2 separate regions of the Homo sapiens genome follow, and region 1 is linked to region 2. The links are chromatin loops, found by intact Hi-C in ENCODE. Cell type or tissue: HepG2. All regions are shown on one strand. Links, peaks and the distances in the headings refer to the core of each region. The heading gives the core; the rest is flanking DNA. Region 1 overlaps NWD2 (NACHT and WD repeat domain containing 2). Region 2 overlaps PGCKA1 (PDCD10 and GCKIII kinases associated 1).

Region 1 (10,722 bases), core at 3,969-7,968, 160 kb after region 2:
TGCTGTCACTGTACCCACTTCCAGCAGTCTTCCTTTACTAGATAAGATCTGGAATGAGAAACTATGCAAGCCAGCTTTTATAGAAGTGTACATTAAATAAGTCTGAATGATATTAAACAAGGTAAGATTCATGGCTTTAGCAGAGTCTTGTTACAGCGACTTCTGGAGCATAAAGGTAATTTATCTTTGTTTATTTCTAGGTTTTGGGTTTTTTTTTTTTTCAGGGCTGGCTGAGGCCACTTAAAGCTGATCTCTAGATGAAGAGGGTGTACTTCTCTATAAGGTGAAGAAGTCTAGTGTAGGCAGTAGTGATTTTTAAAAAGAGCTTATTGTGAAAACTTTCATACATGCTCAAAAGTACAGATAATAGCATAACAAGCCCCCAGATACCTATTACCAGCTTTACCAACTATCAACATTTTGATAATCCTATTTCAGAATCCTATCATTTGATCACAAAAATTCCTTCATCATGAATTTTTAAAATAAAAGTTTTAATGTAATCCTAACGATACTATTACATTCAGTAGAATTAAGGATAATTTCTTTTTTTTCTTTTTTTTATTATACTTTATGTTCTAGGATACATGTGGAGAACGTGCAGTTTTGTTGCATAGGTATACACATGCCATGGTGGTTTGCTGCACCTATCAACCCGTCACCTACATTAGGTATTTCTCCTAATGCTATCCCTCTCCTTGCCCCCCACCCCCTGACAGGCCCTGGTGTGTGATGTTCCCTTCTCTGTGTCCATGTGTTCTCATTGTTCAACTCCCACTTATAAGTGAGAACATGCGGTGTTTGGTTTTCTGTTCTTGTGATAGTTTGCTGAGAATGATGGTTTCCAGCTTCATCCATGTCTCTGCAAAGGACATGGACTCATCCTTTTTTATGGCTGCATAGTATTCCATGGTGTATATGTACCACATTTTCTTTATCCAGTCTATCATTGATGAACATTTGGGTTGATTCCAAGTCTTTGCTATTGTGAACCACACCGCAATAAACATATGTGTGCATGTGTCTTTATAGTAGAATGATTTATAATCCTTTGGGTATATACCCAGTAATGGGATTGCTGGGTCAAATGGTATTTCTAGTTCTAGATCCTTGAGGAATCGCCACACTGTCTTCCACAATGATTGAACTAATTTACACTCTCACCAATAGTGTAAAAGCATTCCTATTTCTCCACATCCTCTCCAGCATCTGTTGTTTTCTGACTTTTTAATGATCACCATTCTAACTGGTGTGAGATGGTATCTCACTGTGGTTTTAATTTGCATTTCTCTAATGACCAGTGATGATGAGCATTTTTTCATATGTCTGTTGGCTGCATAAATGTCTTCTTTTGAGAAATGTCTGTTCATATCCTTTGCCACTTTTTGATGGGGTTGTTTGCTTTTTTCTTGTACATTTGTTTAAGTTCTTTGTAGATTCTGGATATTAGCCCTTTGTCAGATGGATAGATTGCAAAAATTTTCTCCCATTCCGTAGGCTGCCTGTTCACTCTGATAATAGTTTCTTTTGCTGTGCAGAAGCTCTTTAGTTTCATTAGATCCCATTTGTCAATTTTGGCTTTTGTTGCCATTGCTTTCTGTGTTTTAGACATGAAGTGTTTGCCCATGCCTGTGTCCTGAATGGTATTGCCCAGGTTTTCTTCTAGAATTTTTATGGTCCTAGGTCTTACGTTTAAGTCTTTGATCCATTTTTTGTATAAGGTGTAAGGAAGGGGTCCAGTTTCAGTTTTCTGCATATGGCTAGCCAGTTTTCCCAACACCATTCATTAAATAGGGAATGTTTTCCCCATTGCTTGTTTGTGTCAGGATTGTCAAAGATCAGATGGTTGTAGATGTGTGGTGTTATTTCTGAGGCCTGTGTTCTGTTCTATTGGTCTATATATCTGTTTTGGTAACAGTAACATGCTGTTTTGGTTACTGTAGCCTTGTAGTATATTTTGAAGTCAGGTAGCATGATGCCTCCAGCTTTATTCTTTCTTGCCCAGGATTGTGTTGCTATTTGGGCTATTTTTGTTTCCACATGAAGTTTAAAGTAGTTTTTTGCAATGCTGTGAAGAAAGTCCATGGTAGCTTGATGGGGATAGCATTGTATCTATAAATTACTTTGGGTAGTATGGCCATTTTCACGATAATGATTCTTCCTATTCATGAGCATGGAATGTTTTTCCATTTGTTTGTGTCCTCTCTTATTTCCTTGAGCAGTGGTTTGTAGTTCTTCTTGAAGAGGTCCTTCACATCCCTTGTAAGTTGTATTCCTAGGTATTTTATTATCTTAGTAGCAATTGTGAATGGGAGTTCACTCATGATTTGGCTGTTTGTCTGTTACTGGTGTATAGGAATGCTTGTGATTTTTGCACATTGATTTTATATCCTGAGACTTTGCTGAAGTTGCTTATCAGTTTAAGGAGATTTTGGGCTGAGATGATGGGGTTTTCTAAATATACAATCATGCCATCTGCAAACAGAGACAATTTGACTTCCTCTGTTCCTATTCGAATTCCCTTTATTTCTTTCTCTTGCCTCATTGCCCTGGCCAGAACTTCCAATACTATGTTGAATAGGAGTGATGAGAGAGGGCATCCTTGTCTTGTGCCCATTTTCAAAGGGAATGCTTCCAGTTTTTGCCCATTCAGTATGATATTGGCTGTGGGTTTGTCATAAATAGCTCTTATTATTTCGATATACATTTCATTGATACCTAGTTTATTGAGAGTTGTTAGCATGAATGGGTGTTGAATTTTGTCAAAGGCCTTTTTTGCATCTATTGAGATAATCATGTGGTTTTTGTCATTTGTTCTGTTTATGTGATAGATTATGTTTATTGATTCACATATGTTGAACCAGCCTTGCATCCCAGGTATAAAGCTGACTTGATTGTGGTGGATAAGCTTTTTGATGTGCTGCTGGATTTGGTTTGCCAGTATTTTATTGAGGATTTTTGCATCGATGTTCATCAGAGATACTGGCCCTAAATTTTCTTTTTTTGTTGTGTCTCTGCCAGGTTTTGGTAAAAGGGTGATGCTGGCCTCATAAAATGAGTTAGGGAGGATTCCCTCTTTTTCTTTTGTTTGGAATAGTTTCAGAAGGAATGGTACCAGCTCCTCTTTGTATCTCTGGTAGAATTTGGCTATGTATCTGTCTGGTCCTGGACTTTTTTTGGTTGGTAGGCTATTAATTACTGCCTCAATTTCAGAACTTGTTATTGGTTTATTCAGAGGTTTGACTTCTTCCTGGCTTAGACTTGGGAGGGTATATGTGTCCAGGAATTTATCCATTTCTTCTAGATTTTCTAGTTTATTTGCATAGAGGTGTTTATAGTATTCTCCGATAGTAGTTTGTATTTCTGTGGGATCAGTGGTGATATCCCCTGTATCACTTTTTATTGTGTCTATTTGATTCTTTTCTCTTTCCTGCTTTATTAGTCTGGCTAGTGGTCTATTTTGTTGATCTTTTCAAAAAGCCAGCTCCTGGAATTTTTTGAAAGTTTTTTCATGTCTCTGTCTCCTTCAGTTCTGCTCTGATCTTAGTTATTTGTTGTCTTCTGCTAGCTTTTGAATTTGTTTGCTGTTGCTTCTCTAATTCTTTTAATTTTGATGTTAGGGTGTCAGTTTTAGATCTTTCCTACACTCTCTTGTGGGCATTTAGTGCTATAAATTTCCCTCTACACACTGCTTTAAATATGTCCCAGAGATTCTGGTATGTTGTGTCTTCATTCTCATTGATTTTAAAGAACACCTTTATTTCTGCCTTCTTTCATTATTTACCCAGTAGTCATTCAGGAGCAGTTTGTTCAGTTTCCATGTAGTTGTGTGGTTTTGAGTGAGTTTTGTAATCCTGAGTTCTAATTTGATTACACTGTGGTCTGAGAGACAGTTTGTTATGATTTCTGTTCTTTTGCATTGGCTGAGGAGTGTTTTACTTCCAATTATTTGGTCAGTTTTAGAATAAGTGTGATACGTGCTGAGAAGAATGTACATTCTGTTGATTTGGGGTGGAGAGTTCAGTAGATGTCTATTAGTTCCGCTTGGTCCAGAGCTGAGTTCAAGTCCTGAATATCCTTGTTAATTTTCTGTCTTGTTGATCTAATACTGACAGTGGGTTGTCAAAATCTCCCACTATTATTGTGTGGGAGTCTAAGTCTCTTTGTAGGTGTCTAAGAACTTGCTTTATGAATCTGGTGCTCCTGTGTTGGGTGCATATATATTTAGGATAGTTAGCTCTCCTTGCTGCATTGATCCCTTTACCATTATGTAATGGCTTTTTCTCTTTCGTTCTTTGTTGGTTTAAAGTGTGTTTTATCACAGATTAGGATTGCAACTCCTGCCTTTTTTTTGCTTTCCATTTGCTTGGTAAATATTCCTCCATCCCTTTATTTTGAGCCTATGTGTGTCTTTGCATGTGAGATGGGTCTCCTGAACACAACACACTGATGGGTCTTGACTCTTTATCCAATTTGCCAGTCTGTGTCTTCTAACTGGGGCATTTAGCTCGTTTACCTTTAAGGGTAATATTATGTGTGAATTTGATCCCGTCATTATGAAGCTAGCTGGTTGTTTTGCCCATTAGTTGATGCAGTTTCTTCACAGTGTTGATGTTCTTTACAATTTGGTATGTTTTTGCAGTGGCTGGTACCAGTTGTTCCTTTCCATGTTTAGTGCTTCCTTCAGGAGCTCTTGTAAGGCAGGCCTGGTGGTGACAAAATCTCTCAGCATTTGCTTGTGTGTAAAGGATTTTATTTCTCCTTTTCTTATGAAGCTTAGTTTGGCTGGATATGAAATTCTGGGTTGAAAATTCTTTTCTTTAAGAATGTTGAATATTGGCCCCTACTCTTTTCTGGCTTGTAGGCTTTCTGCAGAGAGATCTGCTGTTAGTCTGATGGGCTTCCCTTTGTGGGTAACCCGACCTTTCTCTCTGGCTGCCCTTAACATTTTTTCCTTCATTTCAACCTTGGTGAATCTGATGATTATGTGTCTTGGGGTTGCTCTTCTCGAGGAGTATCTTAGTGGTGTTCTCTGTATTTCCTGAATTTGAACGTTGGCTTGCCTTGCTACTTTGGGGAAGTTCTCCTGGATAATATCCTGAAAAGTGTTTTCCAACTTGCTTCCCTTCTCGTCACTTTCAGGTACACCAATCACACGTAGATTTGGTCTTTCCACATACTCCCATATTTCTTGGAGTCTTTGTTCATTCCTTTTTATTTTTTTTCCATAATCTTGTCTTCACGCTTTATTTCATTAAGTTGATCTTCAATCTCTGATATCCTTTCTTCTGCTTGATTGATTCAGCTATTGATACTTGTGTATGCTTCACGAAGTTCTTGTGCTGTGTTTTTCAGATCCATCAGGTCATTTATGTTCTTCTCTAAACTGGTTATTCTAGTTAGCCATTCCTCTAACCTTTTTTCAAGGTTTTTAGCTTCCTTGTGATGGGTTAGAACATGCTCCTTTAGCTTGGTGGAGTTTGTTATTACCCACCTTCTGAATCCTACTTCTGTCAACTTGTCAAACTCATTCTCCATCCAGTTTTGTTCCCTTGCTGGCAAGGAGTTGTGATCCTTTGGAGGAGAAGAGGCATTCTGGTTTTTGGAATTTTCAGACTTTCTGCCCTGGTTTCTCCCCATCTTTGTGGATTTACCTACCTTTGGTCTTTGATGTTGGTGACCTTTGGATGGGGTCTTTGAGTGGACATGCTATTCCTGTTTGTTAGTTTTCCTTCTGACAGTCAGCCCCCTCTGCTGCCAGTATACTGGTGTTTGCTGGAGGTTCACTCCTGACCCCGTTTGCCTGGGTATCACTAGTGGAGGCTGCAGAACAGCAAAGATTGCTGCCTCTTGTTTCCTCTGGAAGCTTTGTCCCAGAGGGGCACCTGCCAGATGCCAGCCAGAGCTCTCCTGTAGGAGGTGTCTGTCAGCCTCTACTGGGAGATGTCTCCCAGTCAGGATACATAGGGGTCAGGGACCCACTCGAGGAGGCAGTCTGACCCTTAGCAGAGCTCCAACGCTGTGCTGGGAGGTCTGCTGCTCTCTTCAGAGCCATCAGTTAGGGACGTTTAAGTCTGTTGAAGCTGTGCCCACAGCCAGGCCTTTCCCCTCATGCTCTGTCCCATTGAGATGGGGGTTTTATCTGCAAGTCCCTGACTGGGTCTGCTGCCTTTTTTTCAGAGATGCCCTGCCCAGAGAAGAAAAATCTGGCAGTCTGGCCATAGCAGCCTTGCTGAGCTGCAGTGGGCTCCACCCAGTTTGAACTTTCCAGCGGCTTTGTTTACACTGTGAGCATAAAACCACCTACTCAAGCCTCAGCAATGGTGGAGGCCCCTCCCCCAAGCAAGCTCGAGTGCCCCAGGTCAATCTCAGACTGCTGCTGTGCTGGCAGCGAGAATTTCAAGCCAGTGGATCTTAGTTTGCTGGGCTCCGTGGGGGTGGGACCTGCCGAGCCAGACCACTTGGCTCCCTGGCTTCAGCACCCTTTTCCAGGGAGGTTATCGGTTTTGTCTTGCTGGGGTTCCAGGCACCACTGGGGTATGGAAAAAAAGAACTCCTGCAGCTAGTTCAGTGTCTGCCCAAATGGCTGCCCAGTTTTGTGCTTGAAACCCAGGGCCCTGATGGAGTAGACAATGGAGGGAATCTCCTGGTTTGCAGGTTGTGAAGACCATGGGACAAGTGCAGTATCTGTGCTGGAGTTCCTCAGGCTCAGTTCCTCATGGCTTCCCTTGGGTAGGGGAGAAAATTCCCTGACCCCATGCACTTCCCGGGTGAGGCGACACCCCATCCTGCTTCTGCTCGCCCTCCATGGGCTGCACCCACTGTCCAACCAGTCCCAATGAGATCAACCAGGTACCTCAGTTGGAAATGCAGAAATCACCTGCCTTCTCTGTCGATCTCACTGGGAGCTGCAGACCGGAGCTGATCCTATTCCACCATGTTGCCCTATCAAGGATAATTTCTTAATTTAACTCCACACTTTGTCTACATTTAGTTCCCAGTTGCTTCAACATTTCTTTTTGCAGCTGCCTTGAATTAAGATCCAGGTGAAGTCTATACATTGTCTTAAGTTTGTAGGCTGTTAGAAGGCATTTTATTCTATAATATCCCCACTCCCTCTCACGTCACTGATTGGTTGGATAAGCAGGTTGTTTATCCTATCGACCAGTGGTTTTCAAAGTGTGGCCCCTGGATCAGTGGCATTAGTATCTCCTGGGAACTTGCCAGAAATGCAAATATTGTCCCACAGAATCACAAACTTTGGGAGTAGGGCCCAAGACATTTCTGTTTAACAAGCCCTCCAAGATCTCCTCCTTGGGTACTAATGTTGTTGAATATCTCACAGTGTAGATTTAGCTGGGTGCCACTCCTCCTGTTGTCATTTGCCTTCTTCAATTAGCTTCCCTATAAGTTGGTAGTTAGATTTAGAGCCTTAGTTATGTTCAGGTTCATTTTTTTCTTTAAGTTCTGGGATACATGTGCAGAATGTGCAGGTTACATAGGTATACATGTGCCATGGTGGTTTGCTGCACCTATCAACCTGTCATCTAGGTTTTAAGTCCTGCATGCATTAGGTATTTGTTCTAATGCCCTCCTTCCCCTAGCCCCCCACCCTGCTGACAGGCCCCTCCCTGTGTCCATGTGTTCTCATTGTTCAACTCCAACTTATGAATGAGAACATGCGGTGTTTGGTTTTCTGTTCCTGTGTTAATTTGCTGAGAATGATGGCTTCCAGCCTCATCCATGTCCCTACAAAGGACATGAACTCATTTTTTCTTTTTTTCTTTGAGATGGAGTTTTGCTCTTGTTGCTCAGGCTGGAGTGCAATGGCATGATCCTGGCTCACTGCAACCCCTGCCTCCTGGGTTCAAACAATTCTCCTGCCTCAGCCTCCCAAGTAGCTGGGATTATAGGTATGCGCCACCACACCTGGCTACTTTTGTATTTTTAGTAGAGACGGGTTTTCCCATGTTGGTCAGGCGGGTCTCAAACTCGTGACCTCAGGTAATCCACTCACCTCGGCCTCCCAAAGTGCTGGGATTACAGGTGTGAGCCACCACACTCATTTTTTATGGCTGCATAGTATTCCATAGTGTATATGTGCCACATTTTCTTTATCCATTCTATCATTCATGGGCATTTGGGTTGGTTTCAAGTCTTTGCTATGGTAAATAATGCTGCAATAAACATACATGTGCCTGTCTTTATAGTACAGTAGAATGATTTATAATCCTTTGGGTGTATACCTAGTAATGGGATTCCTGGGTCAAATGGCATTTCTGGTTCTAGATCCTTTTTTTAAGGCAAGAATTCTTGACAGATGGTGCTGTCCTTCCCACTGTATCAATTATGAAGCACAAAAGATCTCTGTGACTCGCTGTTAGAAATTCTGAGACAGGCCAATGCTTGGGATGTGTCGGTCTGTTTCACTGGCTGTCTAGATCCATTCTTTCCTTTGGGATTGCAAGACAATGATTTTCTAATATCACTTACTCTGCATTTATTAATCATTTTCTACCGTTTTGTTTTGCAGTTGCTGCTGTTGCTTATTTTGGGACTATGACAACCTCCAAGTTCAGAGTTAAAAGTGGCATGACTTAACGTGACTTCTTGTTTATAAATTTTAAAAAATCTTCAGAGAATTTTTTCATAACCCTTATGATAAACCCTGAACAGTTTAGAAACCACTTATTTAATTAGTGAAGAAATTACAATTTAACAGTTTCAATTCTGGGTTCTGGTTCTAAATCAATTGCTGTCTACCTGGGTGGCTATGCTAAGCCAAATTGCCTGATCAACAAAGATCTGTTAAGTATATCTAAATCCCCTGGTCCCCCTTTCTCTAAAATGACTGTAATATCACATATTCCTACCTACCTGGCAAAGATGTTAAAATGTTCCAAGATAACCTATGTCAGAGCACTCTGGGTGAAATTATAAAAATGCGTCCCTTAGACCTCACTCTTTAATCTATGAAGTAGAGCAATGTTTTTCTCAAACATTTTTTGACTGAGACCTACAGCAAGGAAAACATTTTATATTAAGACTCTGTTCAAGCAAACTCATGTTAGAAATGGAAAGTCGCAGTTGTCACCCCAGACCTATAGAATCAGAAATTCTGGGAGTGGATTCAGTAATTTCTTTCACCAAATAATTGTTAACTTTATTACATGCAATTCGCCCTGATGTTTTCTATTCTATTCTATTCTATTCTATTCTATTCTATTCTATTCTATTCTATTCTATTCTATTCTATTCTATTACATTCAACTAAAAAATTGCTGATGGCAACCTACTAGACAGAATGATTTATTGATCTACTATTAGACTGCTACCCACATTTCAAAAATGTATAATCCTCCCAAGAAAACCTCTTCCCTTACATGGTTTTAGAGTCGCTCTCCACAAGATTGCTTCATTCTTATAATTTGTCTCCCTGCAGGCAAGTGCCCCTGATCTCAGACACAATTACCTACAAAGTCAAGATGATGCTGTCATAAAGATATAAAATGGGTTCCCAGAGGTGGGTGACATTGATTTGAACTACAGGAAAATCTTTACACTGAGGATATTCATTTATTTGTTCATCGATTCATCATTTCAGTGAAGAGGAAGGTACGATAAATAGAAGACAAGATTATTGCCTGATATGGTTTGGATCTGTGTCCCTACACAAATCTCATGTTCAGTTGTAATCCCCAGTATTGGTGATGGGGCCTGGTGGGAGGTGATTGGATCAGAAAGGCGCTCTCTCATGAATGGTTTTACACCATCCCCTTTGGTGCTGCTGTCATGATAGTGAGTGAGTTCTCACCAGATCTGGTTGTTTATAAGTGTGTAGCACCTTCCCCTCTCTCTATTGCTACTGTTCCACCTTGTAAGACGTCTTGCTCCTCCTTTGCCTTCTGCCACAATTGTAAGTTCCCTGAGGCCTCTCCAGAAGCTGAGCGGATGTCGCCATGCTTCCTGTACAGCCTGTGGAACCACGAGCCAGTTAACCTCTTTTCTTCATAAATTATCCAGTCTCAGGTACTTCTTTATAGCTGTGTGAGAACTGACTAATACATTGCCCTTCCTGAGGTTATAGGCTGGATCAGAAAGAGGGATATGGGGCAGGCAAGCAGTGGTGAAAGAACAAAAAGCATGGTATTGTCTGTAAGGGCTCACAGACTTCAGAGAAGATGGAACTAATCAGAAGGTTGACTGTGGATGGAGAAGAAAGCAAAACTTGAACTGGCCTCCACTGGATAAAAAGGATTTCACTGGGCATATTGGGATGAGGGTGGGAAAGGACCTTCTAGATGGGGTATACAGCTAGGCAAATGCTCATAGTTATTAACAGGGAGGAGTGCTTTTCAGAGGCAATTAGAAGCCCGGCAATAATAACAACAGAGCTTTCATTTTTTATCAATAATCATATCACTTACTGAGTACTTCCTATGACATTGTAAGTTAGATACTGTTATTCCCAAGGTTGAGAAAGTCTAATTGGTCACACAGCAAGTATATGGCAAAATGGAGATGTAAACTCAGGTTTGCATAACTTTGAAGTTCAAAATCCTGTCCATTATTCTCTATAGCATGACTGGGATGAAGCTCACCCTAAGAGCCAGCATGTAATGGTATGTAATGGTATTTAAGGGATGAGTGGCTCAAGTGGGGACTGGCTGAGGAATGTGGATCTAATTCTATAGGTCTCTCACTCCTATAATCTTGATGAAC
Region 2 (10,722 bases), core at 2,962-6,961:
CACCTGTAATCCCAGCCACTCGGGAGGGTGAGGCAGGAGAATCGTTTGAACCCGGGAGGTGGAGGTTGCAGTGAGCCAAGATCGTGCCACTGCACTCCAGCCTGGATGATAGAGTGAGGTCTGTCTCAAAAAAAAAAAAAAAAAAAAAAAAAAGGATAATAGTCTCTATAAATTAGACCATGGAGAGAGATCTTGGAAGGCAGCTCATCAAAAGTCTACCAACCTACACATCATCCTGTGTATATACTGAAGACCATATATAGTCCCAGGATGAGAACTCTAGAGGCAAATAAAGGGTATGGTTCCTGTCTTCAGGCTGTTGTTGCATCTTAGAGGGGGACTTTGGTGCTTGTTGGCTGTCTGCCTTCCCTACTACACATGAGCTCCCCACAGGCAATGCCTAATCCAACCAGCATCTAGCTTGTATGGGGCACTTCATTCTTACTATTTAAATGAAGGAATGGCGCTGAATGACACGTGGGAATGAAGGCATGATGGGTATGAGATATGATAAACTATTCTAACAGAGGGTCTATACCCTTTTCCACAATCAAATCTCATACTACCCAGTGGTCCAAACTACAAGCCGGAGGCAGGAGCTCGGAGAAATGGGAGAGACTGTTGTTCCCCCTTCCCATCTTGGGAGACAGCAAAACCTCTATTATGCAATTCCAAGGGTCAAGGACGTCCGGCTCCAAGGGTTCTATTCAACAAACTTTTAAAGTGGCTGCTGGGAGGTGGTTTGCGTTTATAGAAGTTGGAGTATTTGGAAGGGAGGAGATACAATAGAATGGAACATGTAAATTTCCAACAATTTGCTAATGTTTAGAAAACACAGCTTGAGATTTCACATAACCTGGCCAGAAGGCGAAGTAGACAAATATTTAGTGAGCCGCTACTAGGGACTGAGGTCCTGACCCAAGAAGAATGAATAAAAATAACTACCAGGAGCTGTGCTGCCTTTATAGAAGAAACTAGAGACTGCTTGCCCAACATTATAGACAGTAATGAATCTATAGTTGAAAAAGGACTAGAAGATAAACTCTTTGACAGCTCAATCTTTTTTTTTTTTTTTTTTTGGCAGAAACATTTCCTACTCTTTTGGGCAGTCTTTGAAAACTCACGGGACAAATTTTTCTGATGTGTTTACTTTTCTCCTACAGAGGCTAAGCTTCTGTTATTTTAGAGAACTTGAAAGATTATATGCAGACAGCCGGGCGCGGTGGCTCATGCCTGTAATCCCAGCACTTTGGGAGGCCGAGGTCGGCGGCTCAAAAGGTCAGGAGATCGAGACCATCCTGGCTAACACGGTGAAACTCTGTCTCTACTAAAAATACAAAAAAAAAAAAAAAAAAAAAAAAATTAGCCAGGCGTGGTGGCGGGCGCCTGTAGTCCCAGCTACTCGGGAGGCTGAGGCAGGAGAATGGCGTGAACCTGGGAGGCGGAGCTTGCAGTGAGCCGAGATGGCGCCACTGTACTCCAGCCGGGGCGACAGAGCGAGACTCCGTCTCAAAAAAAAAAAAAAAAAAGGATTATATGCAGACTTTTGTTATCAGCACCATCAAATAGTCCATTTCATGCATTCTCAATAGCCAGTGTGCTGGGATAGAAGTGTTAGCATGGTCTAGCGCTGGCTTTGACGGGATATTTGTGTGCAGGGAAGTGCTCATGGGTTTTCTCCCTGGAAAAGGCTCCCTGGTCAAAACAGGTTTGGGAACAACAGAAATTAAAGATGAAGAAATTCATGGTTATGAGAAGGAACTGTTTCACTCTGTTTAACCCGATTATTTCCCTACATTATTGGGCTACAGAACTTTTTTTCTCATAACAAACTTATTAACAACCAACAGATCTCATGTTTTGTAGAATACTTCTGAAAAATCTGCTATCAAAATGACAGTCCTAATTATCACTGGAGTTTTACTCCTCAAACTAATTAAGCTATATGGTGTTTGGGTGAACTTAGCCAGGCAAAGTCTGTGCCCAGGTATAAGAAATCCACCTCCTCGGGGCCGGGCGTGGTGGCTCACACCTGTAACCCCAGCGCTTTGGGAGGCCGAAGCAGGCAGATCACCTGAAGTCAGGAGTTCAAGACCAGCCTGGCTAACATGGTGAAACCCCATCTCTACTGAAAATACAAAAAATTAGCTGGGCGTGGTGGCAGGTGCTTGTAATCTCAGCTACTCAAGAGGCTGAGGCAGGAGAATTGCTTGAACCTGGGAGGCGGAGGTTGCAGTGAGCCGAGATCTTGCCATTGCACTCCAGCCTGGGCAACAAGAGCAAAACTCCATCTCAAAATAAAATAAAATAAAATAAAAATAAAGAAATTCACTTCTTACCTCCTAGCCATAACGCCATCACCAATGGCATGGACATGGTGAAGTTGTTTAATCTCTCCCCCCCTTTTTTTTTGAGACAGGGTCTCACTCTGTCACCCAGGCTGGAGCACAGTGGCATCATCTCGGCTCACTGCAACCTCTGCCTCCCAGGCTCAAGCAATCCTCCCACCTCAGCCTCCTGAGTAGCTGCAACTACATGCACACGCCACCGTGTCCAGCTATTTTTATTTATTAATTTTTTTGGTAGAGATGGGATTTTGTCTTGTTGCCCAGGCTGTAATCTCTTGAGTCCTCAGTTTCTTTATCTGCAAAACGAGTTTGTGAATCAAAGCTCTCTTTGAAATTTAACAATCTAAACGATAAAGTGGGAAAAAAGGGGAACTTCAACTCATTGACTTGATTTCCTTGTTGTTATCACATCAAATCCTGAGAATTATGCTGAAGGCATGCTTCAGTACTTCCGTGCTGCACGTGGGGCACCACGCCCAGTGGTTTGTGAACTAGCTCTTCGCAATACTGCCCTCTGGGTCCTACGTCCACACTCACCCCAGGCCATGATCTTGACTGAATGATAAAAGGCCAAGTTCTCTGTCTTATTCCCTGAACTCTGCAGCTCTTTTGGAAATGCCTCTTCAGCCTCTGCCAGGAGGAACTGTGAGATTGGGACAGAATGTGTGTAACAGCAAAGTCCCTGAGAGGGACGAGGCTCTCAGACCAGGGAGACTCCTGATGGAGAAAGTGACCCCCCTTCTCCACTGGGAATGGGCTGAGAGGTGCATGCTGCCAGGCAGGAGGGCAGAGTGGTTTTCAGAGCACTGGTGGCAACCCTGGGCCTCCTGGTGTTCCTGCATTTTAAAGAAAACTATGTAAAAAAATAAGTTCCCAGGAGCCAAAGAAATCAGCCTCTGAGGGTAGAATGTCTGGGTTGAAATTGGTGTTTCTCAGTGACAGGTGGCCCTGAACCCTCTGGAATCATACCACTAGAAGGGCTGCCTCTCTAGCCTTTACCAAGGCTGGCCTTGCCGGCCCTGTGCACCTGAGAGGTGCTTCCACTGTAGGAATGCTGAGGAACAGGCCAGGGCCTGGTCCTAGGACTTTCTTGCTGCTGGGTTCACAGGATCTTTGATATCCATGTTGAATGTGGAAACACATTCAATGTGGTTTTTTTTGTTGTTATTACAACATAGTGATGATGTCACTCCTTTTGTCCCTCCTGTAGTCTTTACGATAGCATATCACAGACATTTTCATAGATTGAAAAACATTTCATGTGGCCCTTTATTCAAGATCTGATACTATTTTTTCCCCCCATCTAGTAATTAGCCTGCTATCCTTAAGACAGGTGTGTGACGAATGCTCACAGCTGTGTGCAACATCGCTGACTTCACGATGGCTCCACTGGGTCTTGGTATGCACCAGGCACTGTGCTAGGTTCTGGGGATATGATGGCACCCGGGTGCTCCCTGGGAGAGCGTATAGTCGTGTGTGTGTGTGTGAGAGAGAAAGAGAGAGAGAGAGATTGATTCTGGTGAAGCCGGATGGCATTTAGACGAACATTCAGGAAGATTGATCACACCACACCAGCAGTTCAGCAGAGTGGTTAAGCGAGTGACTTAGGATCAGAGTAGTCAGCAATTCCACCTCCACTGCTTACTAGCTTTGTGACTTCTAGCCAAGTTTCTTCCCCTCCGTGAGTTTCAGTGGCCTAATCTGCAACACGCGAATGATGATAGTTACAGTTTATGAGGATTGTTTTGAACACTAAGATAAGTATGCATAGCGCTTGCTATAATGTCTGGCATACAGCCAGTACTTAATCACAATAAGCAGTTAGCCACTGAGTGTTTTCTATGTGCCAAGGACTGTTTTGGGGACTTTCATCTTTCATGTATTAACTCATTTCAACTTTAAAACAACCCTTTAAGGTGGGAACCAGTATTTTATAGATAACTAAATGGGAGGTTATATAACTTGCTTGCCCAAGGTTGTAAAAGTTGAAAGTAGGATAGTGAAGGTATTATTAATGTTGTTATTGTTTTTATTACTATAATATTTCTGGCATCCATCCTAGTAAGTTTATTTTATTTTATTTTATTTTATTTTTTTTTGTCCGCTGGATTATGCAAGAAGCAGTTTGTGCTCCAATAGCTTTTGCAAGAGAGAACTGGATTCTCTAGATTTGGGCTGAATTTTATAGGTGCAGTTGCATCAATTCACCAGCAGATGGCAGGATATAGCGGTTATTTTACTCATCTCAAGAGAAGGACTTGGTACAAGAAAGGCCTCAGGACCAGGCGCGGTGGCTCACACCTGTAATCCCAGCACTTTGGGAGGCCAAGGTGGGCGGATCACTTGAGGTCAGGAGTTCTAGAGCAGCCTGACCCAACATGGTGGAACCCTATCTCTACTAAAAATACAAATATTAGCTGGGTGTGGTGGTGCACCTGTAGTCCAACTACTTGGGAGGCTGAGGCAGGAGAATCACTTGAACCCAGGAGGCAGAGGTTGCAGTGAGCCAAGATTGTGCCATTGCACTCCAGCCTGGCCAATGGAGCAAGGCTCTGTCTCAAAAAATAAAATAAAAAGCCTCAGAAACAAGAATTTTGGGTGCCTATAAGCCCAGCACTTTGGGAGGCCGATATGGGTGGGTCACTTGAGGTCGGGAGTTCGAGACCAGCCTGGCCAACATGGTGAAACCTTATCTCTTCTGAAAATGCAAAAATTAGCCAGGTGTGGTGATGTGCGCCTGTAATCGCAGCTACTCAGGAAGCTGAGGTGGGAGAATTACTTGAACCCGGGAGGTGGAGGTGGCAGTGAGCCAAGATCAGGCCACTGCACTCCAGCCTGGGTGATGGAGTAAGACTGTGTCTCAAAAAGCAAAAAAAAATAAAATAAAAAAAAAAGAACAAAAAAAGAAACAAAAATTATGGCCCAAGTAGTGTAGGTGTTGTGCTATGCGGCAAGGTTATGAAGTAGGTGATGTGGTATTTTAGATGGTTACTGTATTAGTCAGGGTTCTCCAGAGGGACAGAACTAACAGGATAGACATATATGTAAAGGGGAGGTAATATTAAGTGTTAACTCACACAATCACAAGGTCCCACAATAGCTCATCTGCAAGCTGAGGAGCAAGGAGAGCCAGTCCGAGTCCCAAAACTGAAGAACGTGGAGTCCGATGTTTGAGGCAGGAAGTGTCCAGCACGGGAGAAGGATGTAGGCTGGGAGGCTAGGCTAGTCTCACCTTTTGACGTTTTTCTGCCTGCTTTATATTCGCTGGGAGCTGATTAAATGGTGCCTACCCAGATTAAGGGTGGGTCTGCCTTCCCCAGCCCACTGACTCAAATGTTAATCTCCTTTGGCAGCACCCTCACAGACACACCCAGGACCAACACTTTGCATCCTTCAATCCCATCAAGTTGACACTCAATATTAACCATCACAGTTACTGTCACCTTTAAGCCTGATGAGACCAGGGCTTCCTCTAGCACTGGCTAGACATTGGGTTTATTCTGGTCTGGCCAAGCAATGGTGGGGTCAAAAGGCTCCTGAAATTCTACAGAGGCCTCTTCACACAATCACTGCACATCAGAACTCCATCTGGGTTGGTCTCTGCCCACTGTACATTTGGACAATAACTCTGTGGAAGAGCCTGGGGGAGGAAGGTGTCTGTGGAGTCAAGGGGGTCCTGTTCCTTCCCCCAGATTAGACCCGGTGCTGCTCCTCCTCCATGGCTGACCTTGCACTTCTCCCAGATCCAGAGGCTGCCCGTGTTGTGAGCCAATCTCAGAGCCCCCCCTTCTACATGAGGATACATGGCCATGAGCTGGGAGGGAAAGGTAAGCCACAAAATAAATATGGCCCCATGCGAAGGTTTTGGGGGGAGAAGCCCATTATTTGTTATATAAAATTAACTCAGAATATCATGGGTGAAAAGGCAACATTTGTGTGAATGACTAGAATGAAACGGAAGGCACACAGAGATGTCAAGTTCTGCCAGTAGCTTGTGGTCATCCTCTCCACACTCCCCAGCCTCCCAGATCCTCCTGTACCCTCGTGGGGACAGTTTAAGGGAAAAGTTTGAGAAGCTATGTCCCTATTCTCTGGACTGTAAATTCCTGGAAGTAGGCTCCTGTTTGGAGCAGACAAGATGTAGTTTGTTAATGAATAAAGACTAGTGTGTGTGTCTGTGTGTGTGTGTGTACGTGTGTGTGTGTACGGGGTGGAATCTTGTAGACAGATAGGAGCACAGGGCACTGGGTCATGAGGAATCCACCTGGCTCTGAGTGGGGCCTGACAGCCTGTGTTTCTAACAAGCTCAGCATCAATCATTACTAAAGGATCTGCTGAAAAATGTCAGACACCGGGCTGGGCACAGTGGCTCGCACCTTTAATCCCAGCACTTTGGGAGGCCGAGGCAGGTGGATCACCTGAGGTCAGGAGTTCGAGACCAGCCTGGCCAACTTGGTGAAACCCCATCTCTACTAAAAATACAAAAAATAGCTGGTCATGGTGGCAGACACCTGTAATCTCAGCTACTTGGGAGGCTGAGGCAGGAGAATCACTTGAATCCAAGAGGCGGAGGTTACAGTGAGCCAAGATCGCGCCACTGCACTGCAGCCTGGGCAGTAAGAGTGAGACTCCATCTCAAAAAAAATAAATAAATAAAAAAGTCAGACACCCCTGGCATCAGTGCATGGTAACTTTCATTTTTATGGCTGCATTACCAGAAGTACTGGTCAGGGTCCTATGAGGATCACATGACTTAAGCATGTGACAGGGCTGGCAATATGTGTCTTGCAAATAGTAGGTGCTTAGGAAATGTTGGCCGTTTGCATGTTCATGGCAATTGTCTGCGAGAATATTCGGTTTTTTTTCTTTCTTTTTTTTTTTTTTTTGAGACAGAGTCTCACTCTTGTCACCCAGGCTGGAGTGCAGTGGTGCCATCTTGGCTCACTGCAACCTCCGACTCCCGGGTCCAAGTGATTCTCCTGCCTCAGCCTCCTGAATAGCTGGGATTACAGGTGCCTGCCACCACGCCCAGCTAATTTTTTGTATTTTTAGTAGAGACAGGGTTTCACTATGTTGGCCAGGCGGGTCTCGACCTCCTGATCTCCGGTGATCCACCCGTCCCAGCCTCCCAAAACGCTGGGATTACAGAGGTGAGCCACTGTCCCTGGCTGAGAATATTCTTTAACCATTGGGTGCTAGTTCCATTTAGACACTGTGTAGAAATGGGCAATGTTTTGACCAAATCTTCCCTGGAACCACATGGGAACTGGGCCGTGTCTCCATGACAGGGAATGTCTCTGATTTTGCTAAGTAGCTGTATCTGGGAGATGGCAGACATCTGGAAGAAACTTGAAGCATTTGGACAAAATTAAGTTCTAAAAATGCTGAGGAAGTTTTAGAGGTGGCCATGTGGAGAGGAGTTTATATAATATAGTCTGGTAAGGCTACAAATAGATTTTAAAGGAAGCACAGCTCAGGGCCACCTGCTTGGAATAAACTAGTTCAGGGTAATTCCCAGAGTCTTACAGTACCCGCTGTGGACTGAATTGTGTCTTCCCCCAAATTCACATGTTGAAACCCTAACTCATTGTGAGTGTAATTAGAGATAGGGCTTTCTGGAGGTAATTAAGGTTAAATGAGGTCATCAGGGTGGGGTCCTAACATAAGAGGATTGGTGGCCTTAAGAGGAGAGAGAGCACTCCCTCCTGAGCAACCTCGGGAAGATTAGAAAAGGCTTGTGAGCGAAAGCGAATGGTGCTGGTGGGTCCAGAGCACACTGAGGAGAGGGCACGTGAGGACACAGTGAGAAGGCGGCATCTGCAAGCTGGAAAGAGCTCTCCCGGGAATCGAATTTGCCGACTTCTTGATCTTGGACCTCCCGGCCTCCAGGACTCTGAGAAAATAAATTTCTTTTGTTTAAGCCACCCAGTCTAGAGTATTTTGTTATGGTAGCCTTAGCAGAGTGATATAGGGCTCTGATTTGAAAGAATCTTAGAAGTTATCCCACCCAACTATTTTATTTTATAAATGTTTTTCCGGACTCAAGACTGGAAGCAAGAACTGGTCGGAAGACAAGAAAAAACCTACAATTTGTCCCCTAATTGTAGATGAACCTACGTGTGCAGAGTTGGAACCCAATATTCCTTTAAAGTACAGTAAAAATAGGTTTTGCACTTGGAAAGACTGAGCACGGTTTAGAGGCCTTAAACACCCCCCTACTAGGGGTAAGACACTCTGCTAATTGCTAAGACACTAAGAGGTAGAAGATCTCTGCTGTTTGTTAAATGACTCACCAACCATTCAGGCAACAGATATTTCCTGAGCACCTATTATGTGCCAAGTACCGAACTTGATTCCAGGGATGTAGAAAGAGTTTACTGTCCAGGAAAGGAGACAAGTATATAGATACATGACTAATATAGTGTCATAAGTACTAGATTCAAATATGTCATATAATATGCTATATAGGACAAGGAGCTCCGGAGTAACCGTAGGAAGATTAGAAAAGGCTTGTGGGCAAAGGTGGGCAGACAGTGGTTCTGGTAGATTTCCAGAGCACATTCCAGGAGAACTATGTGCACTCCCACTGCCCTGTCCTCAAACAGCATCATCTCTTTTGTACCTGGATTACTGACTGCAACATCGCCTTACTATCACCTATACCTGCTAGTGTCTCTGGCTAACATATTTGCCACAAAGGAGTCACGATCTTTTTAGGCCATGAATCTGGATCATTATCACTTCCCCTGCCTAAAACTTTTCAGAGGTATCTCATGCTGTCAGGATATTTAGTAGCATGCAATAATGAAGATGATTAAAATATCAAATGTACATATTCCTTCTTATGTACCTGGTGTTCATCGATATGCTTTACATATACACTTGGTTCTCATTATTTGTGGATTCTGTATTTGTGAATTCACTGACTTACTAACGTTAATTTGTAACCCCCAAATCAATACTCATGGTGCTTGTGTGGCCATTCCTGGACATGTGCAGAGTGGGCAAAATATTTTGAGTCATTAGATGCTTATGTTTCTAGCTGAGCTCAAACAAGATGGCACTGTGCCATACTGTAAATGGGTTTCTTCTCATGGACCCATTGTTTGCATTTTGTGCTTTTTGTTGGTGATGTCACTGTTAAAAATAGCCCCAGGCATAGTGCTGACGTGTTGTCTAGTGGTCCTAGGTGCAAGAATGCTGTGATGTGCCTTACAGAGAAAATGTGTGTGTTAGATAAGCTTTGTTCAGAAATGAGTCATAGTGCTGTTAGCCCTGAGCTCAATGTTAATGAATTAACAATACATATGCAAATAAAGTGCTTTAACAACTGAAACACACATAAAACAAGTTATATATTGATCAGTTGATGAAAATATTGTGACCAGAGGCTTCTAGGAACCTAACCCCATATTTCCCCTGAGAGCAATTGTGCAGTATTCACTAACTCCTTGTTTGAAGTGACTTTATAGAACATAACTACAGTGAATTATGATTGTCGACTGCAGTAACTCACTTAAAATTAATAAGAAACTTATACAATAATAGATGAAGTCTTTTCTATCTCATACACAGCTTTCTGGTGTATTGTCCCCCCTTTCTTTCCCTGGCCACATTGGCCTTCTTTCAAGTCTTTAAAATTTATGTTTTGCTCCTGATCTCAAGGACCTTGTCATAGACTATTTCCTTTGCCTTCTCACCCCACCCAATCTAAACCAGCCAGTTTTAAACCCTGTTATTCCACCTCATATCACCTTTCACTTTACATTCTTAGCACAACTTACAGTTTTATTTAATTCATTTTTTGACGTCTTTCCTGCCTTCTCAACTATTCAACTCATGAGGGTGGGGCTTGCGAGTTGCCTGCAAGTCTTAACTCTGCTTGTTTGCTCTTAGGCAGAGGAGGATGAGCATATAAGGAGGATTGGGAAGAATGCTCAGAGAGGAAGGAGGGAATTGGGCTTTATTATCAAGAAGCAGGAGAGGAGACAGTCTTCCATCAAAGAGTGTCAGGTGCCTCAGAGATAAGGAAAGGATGGAACAGTGCACCTGAATTTCATATCAAGGAGGTTGTTGGTGGGAAATGCAGGAAGGTTGTAGAGCAGTGGAGGTGCATGCTGGGCTGCAGCAGGTTAAGGAATGCATGGGGCATATGAAAAGGAGGAGAGAGAACTCTTAGGGAGCTTGGCTGAGATGGAAAAGATGAAGGGAACAGTCACAGTGAACAAAGATATAGGATTATAGGATGGTTTCGTAGCAGGTGAAAGATAAATACCTTTTATAAGCCAAGGAGGAAAAAGATAGTTGAAAGAAACTGAGAATAGTAGAAACAATGGGGGAAAATCTAGGATCAAGTCAAGATCACTAATGAAGA

What was found. A loop is a pair of places that touch in the nucleus more often than their neighbours do. Peaks named below come from ENCODE experiments on the same cell type or tissue, not always from the same donor. Only the 100,000 strongest peaks of a DNase experiment are listed, where the experiment ranks them.
Region 1: a loop joins it to region 2, with 18 times the contacts of the local background. A loop is called at or near these places in 1 of 110 quality-filtered maps.

The regions. Positions count from the first base shown.
Region 1 is chr4:37,403,962-37,414,683 of GRCh38, reverse strand. All of the region lies in intron 3 of NWD2 (NACHT and WD repeat domain containing 2), which reads right to left. Among named protein-coding and RNA genes, the nearest start is that of PGCKA1, 45 kb to the left of the region's middle. In HepG2, for the core only: no CTCF peak of the experiment used is centred there; a DNase peak (open chromatin) is centred at 6,293.
Region 2 is chr4:37,560,787-37,571,508 of GRCh38, reverse strand. The region is part of intron 2 of PGCKA1 (PDCD10 and GCKIII kinases associated 1); the gene reads right to left. Among named protein-coding and RNA genes, the nearest start is that of PGCKA1, 110 kb to the right of the region's middle. RefSeq lists an enhancer at 10,359-10,722. In HepG2, for the core only: a CTCF peak has its summit at 4,569 (motif pointing right); a DNase peak (open chromatin) is centred at 4,568.